Linked DNA regions of Homo sapiens: all the other regions are linked to region 2. Evidence: chromatin loops called from intact Hi-C (ENCODE). Cell type or tissue: heart right ventricle. All regions are shown on one strand.

Region 1 (2,500 bases), 190 kb before region 2:
TCCCTGGCTCCCCTTTGGCCCCTGATGGGCCCTGTGGTCCTGGCAACCCTGCTGCCCCTGGGACTCCCACACCGTCTACTCCAGGAGGTCCTTTTGGGCCCACAGCTCCTGGCTCCCCCCTGGGGCCTGGAACTCCAGGAGGCCCAGACTCACCCTTGTCTCCTGGGGCCCCAGGAAGCCCATCCAAACCAGGTTTGCCTAAGCCAGCTGGACCAGGGAGGCCGGGGGGGCCGGGGGCACCCCCCTGCCCTGGGGCCCCAGGCAGCCCGGGCTGGCCCACTCCATTATCCCCCTTGAGGCCTCGATCACCTGGGGGCCCAGGCTCCCCCTGGGGCCCTGGTTCCCCCTGGAATCCTGGGGGCCCTGGCACCCCTTGGGCACCTGGTTTTCCAGGGATAGTAATGCCTGAGGGGCCCGGGAGGCCAGGGGGTCCTGGGGGTCCCCGGAGGCCCTGGTCCCCTCGTATTCCTGGCTCCCCCCGAAGCCCCGGCTGCCCTGGTGGCCCGACCTTGCCAGGGAGCCCTGGGGGACCAGCCTTGCCCATCCGGGAGAAGCCAGGGGGCCCAGCAGGGCCAGGCTGCCCATGGAGTCCTGGCTTTCCCATGCCTGGTTTTCCTGGGAAGCCAGGGGGGCCAGGGGGACCCCGAGGCCCGGGCTTCCCAGGGGGGCCGGGCTCTCCCTTCAGGTCCATCGGCAGCAGCGGTAGAGGCATTTCTGAGAAAGAAAGAGAAAGGGGCAGTCAGGGGCCTGAACTGTGGGGACAGGGGACCCCATCTACCCATTCCCCCATTCCAGTATGAGGTACACGGGAGAGGAAGAATGGGGCTGCCCCTTCCTGCTCTCATGGAAGATGGGGTTTGGGGGTGGCCCAGGGGACATCTTGGGGGCAACAGGGTGTCCTCCTTAAGGGCTCCTAACACCCAACCTACCTAGGCTGGGCCTCCTCCATGAGCCTGGCTGATTCTCACCTCTCATCCCTGCATGACCTGAAGGTGGAGTGGCCACCAGGTGGCACCAGCAGCCCACCTTAGAGCCCGTGGGAGCAGAGCCCCACCTCCCAACTTCCCAGTTCATCTCCCCCTTGGAAGACCACCTGTGCCAGCTAACTGCACCGTTTCCAGGCCCTCTGGGGTATTAGGAAAAACACTGAAGGTAGGAAAATTGGTGGGGAATGAGGAGCTGTGGAGGGCGCCTGAGGATCTGATGGCTCTCAGGGAGGCAGGGGATTTGGGGGCTGGGAGCGATTTGAGGCACTGTGGGGTGAGGAGGCTCTCACCCAGGTACTGGCCTTTGCCCTCACGGAAGGGCGGTCCCACAGGTCCTTTCTGCATGGGCTGGATGTACTTCACTGGGGCATAGCCCGCCGCCCCACCGGCCCCGCCACCAGAGGACGCCCGCGGCCCACACCCCAGCACCAGCACCAGTAGCAGCAGCAGCAGCGAAGACAGGGGTGTCAGAGTCCCCAGCATGGCGTCCGTGGACGTGCTGCAAAGAAGAACAGAGAAAGTCATCAAGCCAGCCCTGGGTGGTTTGGCACTAGGCCCGGGGTCACCAAAAGATCAGAATTTAGAGATTACACTGGAGATTTCAGTCAAAAGGCTGAGAAGCAATTCCGAATTTAGATATTATTCACAAGCAATTTTCAAAGTCGCGGGGGTCTGCATAAGCCACCTCCTAAACTTCTTCAGACCCTGCCTGTGGCTGTTCATCACCCCCACCATCTCCGAGAGCCCAGCCTCCCCAGGACAGCAGCCTCCTCAAAACCAGCCAGTCACTCTCTGCAGCCGGGCGTGCCTTTTAGAGCAGTCTGACCTCCCCTGCTAAAAACTCTTGGATGTCAACACCCATTTCCATTGCTGGGCCAGCTCTCTGCCAGGCACTAGGCTGAGCTCTTTAGGGACATGAATTCACTTAATGCTCAGAACACTTTAACAAGTTATTATTATTGTCATCTCCATTTTCCAGATGATAAAACTAAAGCAAAAGTCTTGAGGAAGCCAGAGATGGGATTTGTCTTAGGTCTGTCTGACTGCACCTTCTGCTGATGCCCTTCTGGACTCCCTGCCACTCGCCTTTGGGATCAAGTCTATGGCGCTTAGCATAGCATTCAAGGCTTTTTTTTTTTTTTTTTTTTTTTTTTTTTTGAGACAGTTTTGCTCGCCCAGTGCAATGTGCAATGGCGCCATCCTGGCTCACTGCAAAATCTGCCTCCCGGGTTCAAGCGATTCTCGTGCCTTAGCCTCCCAAGTAGCTGGAATTATAGGTGTGTGCCACCACGCCTGGCTAATTCTTGTATTTTTAGTAGAGATGGAGTTTCGCCATGTTGGCCAGGCTGGTCTCGAACTCCTGACCTCAGGTGATCCGGCTGCCTCAGCCTCCCAAAGTGTTAGGATTACAGGCATGAGCCACCGCGCCCGGCCTGCATTCAAGGCCTTTCTAACCTACTCTGTGCCTGTGTCTCCAACTCTATTGCCTGCTATCCCTTTCTCTGCCCCTCACC
Region 2 (2,500 bases):
AATCTGACTTCTCTGTTTTTAGAAACAGATAAATTTGCCACTGGATGTTCAGTTTTTATTTCTGGCTTATCTGTTTCATGGTTTTTTCTTTTGTTTTCCCTCTCCTGCAAGGAAAGTATCTATCCAGAGAGTTTGAGAAACCATGCCTTTAAATTAACTAACTGCTGAGTTCTACAGAATTGGAGAAAATTGATTATTTCCTTGTATTTCACAGACTGTATCCTTTTAAGTGACATCTCTTAAATAACTTCATTTGCAATCTGCAGAGACTCATTTTCCTGCATCTGTGCAATGACTGTGAGTTTTGGATGCAGTATGCCCAGGGCCCTCACTAGTAATTGGTAACAGAAGCAGCAGTAGCCTGTGAGGATGGGAACATGAATTAAACCCTCCTTAGTGCTGGTGGTGGATCACCTCCCTCAAGCATAGCCCTTTAATCGGGTTGTATTCACTTTCATAATCTGCATCTGCCTCTCCCTTCTTTTCTTATATTGTTACTGTTTTCAAATGAAAAGTGTGGAAGGTAAGTTTTTTTTTAATTGTACTTAATTACAATAACAACCAGCAGTAAGATATATCTTTGCCAGTTGCTCTTATTCATGGTGTAGATAAAAAAATCTGAGTACAGTGGGCAATAAATAGTGGAAAACCAATCCCACTTTATCTTTAGATTAAATTGAATGTACTTTCTTCTTAAAAATACTGTTTTGTTTAGTTGTTAAATCCTGAAAAGAAACTAGTATATTTGCTAACTGGAGTTATTTGGAAAAAACAAAAATGCATCTGTTCCCAGTCAGATATGAGAAAGCCTGCTGATTAACTGAAGAGTTTTTATTCTATATGTAAAGAAAATATTATTTGAAAGAGTTTTCTAGTAAATTTTACTTATTTGTAGCCAGCTGCTTAGGAGTAGTGGTTAATGTCAATGATCTATATCATAGTAGATAGGAAAAGTGGATCCAAGAACCCCAATGGGTTTTTACACCAACATACGTAATTTTTGGCTTTTTGATGGAAACAAAGTTTCTCATCATTGACAAGCCTGACACTCAGGAATGTACAGTTAGGTTACTATCAAGTCTCTGTGGTTCTGGAAATTCATCTTGCTCTACCAGAGTTATATATTGTTAAATGGAGAAGAACACAACACTAGCCTTCTGTGCACACCGGGGTGGGGGTGTTTTTTAGTTACTCTTTGCTAACTTCATGCGTCCTTGGGTACTTTATGGTCCGATAGTGCCCTCTTGTGGCACCTAGTTAAGATCATGTAGCTCAGCCACAGAAATATGACCTAAGTAGTCAGACCATTTCCATTTTAAAAAACAATATTTTATGTTTTGCTTATGTGATTTTAGTAAGTTCTTTTAAGCTTTGAGCAGATGCATTCTCCCAAGTTTTCTTTGGTGTGTACCTGTTGTAACTATACTTTTAACGATCCCAAGCCTTAGTGGTATCTTAAGAAGTTCATCCCGCACAAGGGGGAGAGAGCTGACTAGGATAGGGTGTGGAGTGTTACCACATTGTAGATAGGGGTCAGAGTACCTGTCTAGGTACCACAGCTCACAGTTTTTCTCTCGTTTCCAATGACCTGGAGCCCTGTTAAAATCCCCGTGCCTGTGAAACTGTAAGCTATTATTATGGTATATTAAAATGGTCTTTGTGTGGTTTACTACCTTAAGAAAATGTTGATAGTTTTTCAGTCACTGTAGAAGTACACCTCCATTTTAAATGTGCTGCAATATGAATGAAGTGACCTGTGTTTCATCACTTGTTCAAATGATTCTTATCCATGTTTTTGTACTTAGTAAGGGCCATACGTAGTGGGATTAAATATTTGTGCCCTTGCTTTGAAAACAAAACTGAAAGTGAATGACACATAAGGGCAGGGATTTCAGAACAGATTTTTCTTGAATAAAAATGCTTGTGTCAAAAATTCAAACATTTGTCTCTTTCCTTTCCATTCCAGTTCTAGGTCTCGTTCCAGATCATATTCTCCAGCTCATAACAGAGAAAGAAACCACCCAAGAGTATATCAGAATCGGGATTTCCGAGGTCACAACAGAGGCTATAGAAGGCCCTATTATTTCCGTGGGCGTAACAGAGGCTTTTATCCATGGGGCCAATATAACCGAGGAGGCTATGGAAACTACCGCTCAAATTGGCAGAATTACCGGCAAGCATACAGTCCTCGTCGAGGCCGTTCAAGATCCCGGTCCCCAAAGAGAAGGTCCCCTTCACCAAGGTCCAGGAGCCATTCTAGAAACTCTGATAAGTCGTCTTCTGACCGGTCAAGGCGCTCCTCATCCTCCCGTTCTTCCTCCAACCATAGCCGAGTTGAATCTTCTAAGCGCAAGTCTGCAAAGGAGAAAAAGTCCTCTTCTAAGGATAGCCGGCCATCTCAGGCTGCCGGGGATAACCAGGGAGATGAGGCCAAGGAGCAGACATTCTCTGGAGGCACCTCTCAAGATACAAAAGCATCTGAGAGCTCGAAGCCATGGCC
Region 3 (2,500 bases), 82 kb before region 2:
CTCGAACTCCTGACCCCAGGAGATCTGCCTGCCTCGGCCTCCCAAAGTGCTGGGATTACAACACTTTTTTTTTTTTTTTTTTTTTTTTTTGAGACGGAGTCTCACTCTGTCGCCTAGGCTACAGTGCAGTCGCGCGATCTTGGCTCACTGCAACCTGCTCCTCCCGGCTTCAAGCGATTCTCCTTGAATCGCTTCCCAAGTAGCTGGGATTACAGGCGCCTGCCACCATGTCTGCTAATTTTTGTATTTTTAGTAGAGACTAAAACCAACATGATTGGTCAGGCTGATATTGAATTCCTGACCTCAAGTGGTCTGCCCGCCTCAGCCTCCCAAAAGGAATGGAATCTTAAAAAAAAAAAAAACAGTGATGGGAACAGGATCTCACTATGTTGCCCAGGCTGGTCTTGAACTCCTCCTGACTGAACCTCCCAAACTGCTGGGATTACAGGTATGAGCCACCATGCCTGGCCAAAAGTCCCTCAACTTTCTGTTTTAAAAATTGCCACCAGACTTTTCTGCAATGTCACCTGAAGGGTTCCTGGTCTCACACAATGCCCACCCCTAAAACACAGCAGCCTAGGCCACCACGTTCTGCCAGGCGAGGTGTGTGGTAGGAAGAGGGCAGGCAGCTCTGGCCTCAGGCACAAAGGGCTGAGTCCTGGGTCCTGGGGACAGGCACTGGCAATTGAATCTGGACACTGAGCACTGGGTCCTAACACAAGAAATCATTTCCTGGCTCAGGGCAGTGATCTCTGGGTCCTAAAAACTAGGACCAGAGCAGAGACCATAGGTCCCTTATCTCTGGGCGGAGGGTGCTGGGCTAAGTGGCAGTCACCCAAGGCAGGGCCAGGGGTAAGGAGATGCCCAGCCCCCAGTTGTTTTGTAACAGCTGCTGGACTGGGCTGGAGGGGAAATTTAAGGAACCAGGGGGTGAGGTAAGGAGGAAGAGGTCAGTGGGCAGGGCAAGGCCACTCGGGCATGCTGGATTGGTCCCAGGCCCTGGAGGGCGAGAGAAAGACAGTGGCTGGATCTCTAGGGCTCTCATTGGCAGACACTGGGGCCCCAGGAACTAGGGCAAGAAGAGTGGTGAGGATAGCAGGGAGTGTGTGCTACCCCCTACCCCCAACCCCCCTCTTTGTACCCTCCCCCCTTTGTCAACCTCCTGGCTCCGCTCCCAGGCCGAGGCAGCTGGAGTGATTAGTGTGGGTGAAGGAGTACAAATGCCAAAGGCTTGTCTCACGTCTCAGAACACAGGGATCCAGCCAGAGTGGATGGCACAACTGAGTGAGAAATGGAGACCGAGAGATAAACAGAAATAAACAGGGACAACACCAAAGAGATAGAGGAGAGAAGCAGGGCGGGAGACAAAAGAAGAGACCAAAGGCCCACACAGAGCAAGGGGGTTGTGGGGAGGGAGGGTTCAGTAGCTACAGGGCAGGCTGACCTTTTCCTGTCTCTTCTCTGACCCCGTCCTGTCTGAGTTCCCCTCCGCTGTGTCCCTATCCCAGGCTTTCTCAACCTCAGCACTGTTGACATTTGGGGCAGGATAATCTTGGATGGTGGGGGTGGGTGGGTGGGTGGGGGGTGTTCTGTGCCCTGTAGGATGTTTAGCAGCCTCCTTGGCCCTTATCCACCACATGCCATTGGCACTCCCCCAACTCCTCTGCTCTTGTGACAATCCAAACTGCCTCCAGATATTGCCGGATGTTTCCTGGGAAGGGATTGCTCCTGACTGAGAACTGTCCCCAGGTAGGTTCATGTTCTTGAGAAGAGGCTACCCCAGGGTGTCTGGCTGGTTCTCCCTTCGGCCCGTGTGCACAGGGCCCCCTGGCTCTAGCATGGCTTAAGTTGCCCTAAGTCAGAAGCCGGGGAAACTAGGAGAGCCACTGAGACTGAAGAGCAGTCTAGGTACAGCAGTAACGAAGTCCCTGCCCTCATGGAGCTTCTGTTCTTATTCCACCCAAAAGGCATCCCAGGTGTGTTTTGGGATGTGCTAGGGGTGTTTCATGAGTGGGTGTGCACTCTCGTCTCTAAGGGAGGAAGAAGAGATGGGCCCCCAAGTATGTCTGGACAAGATACAGGTAACAAATATGCATTTTATTCCATGATGCTTAGATGTAAGAAATGTCCCATTTATCCAGGCATGGTGGCTCACACCTGTAATCCCAGCACTTTGGGAGGCTGAAGCGGGCGGATCACGAGGTCAGGAGATTGAGACCATCCTGGCCAACATGGTGAAACTCCGTCTCTACTAAAAATACCAAGAAATTAGCCAGGCGTGGTGGCGGGCACCTGTAGTCCCAGCTACTCGGGAGGCTGAGGCAGGAGAATGGCATGAACCCGGGAGGCGGTGCTTGCAGTGAGCCGAGATCGCGCCACTGCACTCCAGCCTGGGCAACAGAGCAAGACTCTGTCTCAAAAAAAAAAAAAAGAATTGTCCCATATATTTAATTCTCTAAACCAGATGATCTGCTCCAAAAACCCCCTGCCAGGCTGGCTG

What was found. Peaks named below come from ENCODE experiments on the same cell type or tissue, not always from the same donor. Only the 100,000 strongest peaks of a DNase experiment are listed, where the experiment ranks them.
Region 1: a loop joins it to region 2, with 4 times the contacts of the local background. A loop is called at or near these places in 75 of 110 quality-filtered maps.
Region 3: it touches region 2 in a loop (3-fold over the local background); 10 of 110 quality-filtered maps call a loop at or near these places.

What each region holds. Positions count from the first base shown.
Region 1 is chr1:36,098,774-36,101,273 of GRCh38, forward strand. It overlaps COL8A2 (collagen type VIII alpha 2 chain), which reads right to left. Exons shown (of 4, transcript NM_005202.4): 3 at 1,277-1,485; 4 at 1-714. The coding sequence starts at 1,469. Among named protein-coding and RNA genes, the nearest start is that of ADPRS, 11 kb to the left of the region's middle. RefSeq lists a silencer at 1,290-1,419. In heart right ventricle, CTCF peaks have their summits at 1,008 (motif pointing right) and 1,222; DNase peaks (open chromatin) are centred at 1,008 and 1,421; H3K4me3 peaks cover 418 bases.
Region 2 is chr1:36,284,402-36,286,901 of GRCh38, forward strand. It overlaps THRAP3 (thyroid hormone receptor associated protein 3), which reads left to right. Exons shown (of 12, transcript NM_005119.4): 4 at 1,967-2,500. Among named protein-coding and RNA genes, the nearest start is that of SH3D21, 21 kb to the right of the region's middle. In heart right ventricle, CTCF peaks have their summits at 1,252 (motif pointing left) and 1,453; a DNase peak (open chromatin) is centred at 1,220; H3K4me3 peaks cover 170 bases; H3K27ac peaks cover 2,396 bases.
Region 3 is chr1:36,202,797-36,205,296 of GRCh38, forward strand. No RefSeq gene overlaps it. Among named protein-coding and RNA genes, the nearest start is that of THRAP3, 20 kb to the right of the region's middle. In heart right ventricle, no CTCF peak of the experiment used is centred here; DNase peaks (open chromatin) are centred at 1,135 and 1,625; H3K27ac peaks cover 2,500 bases.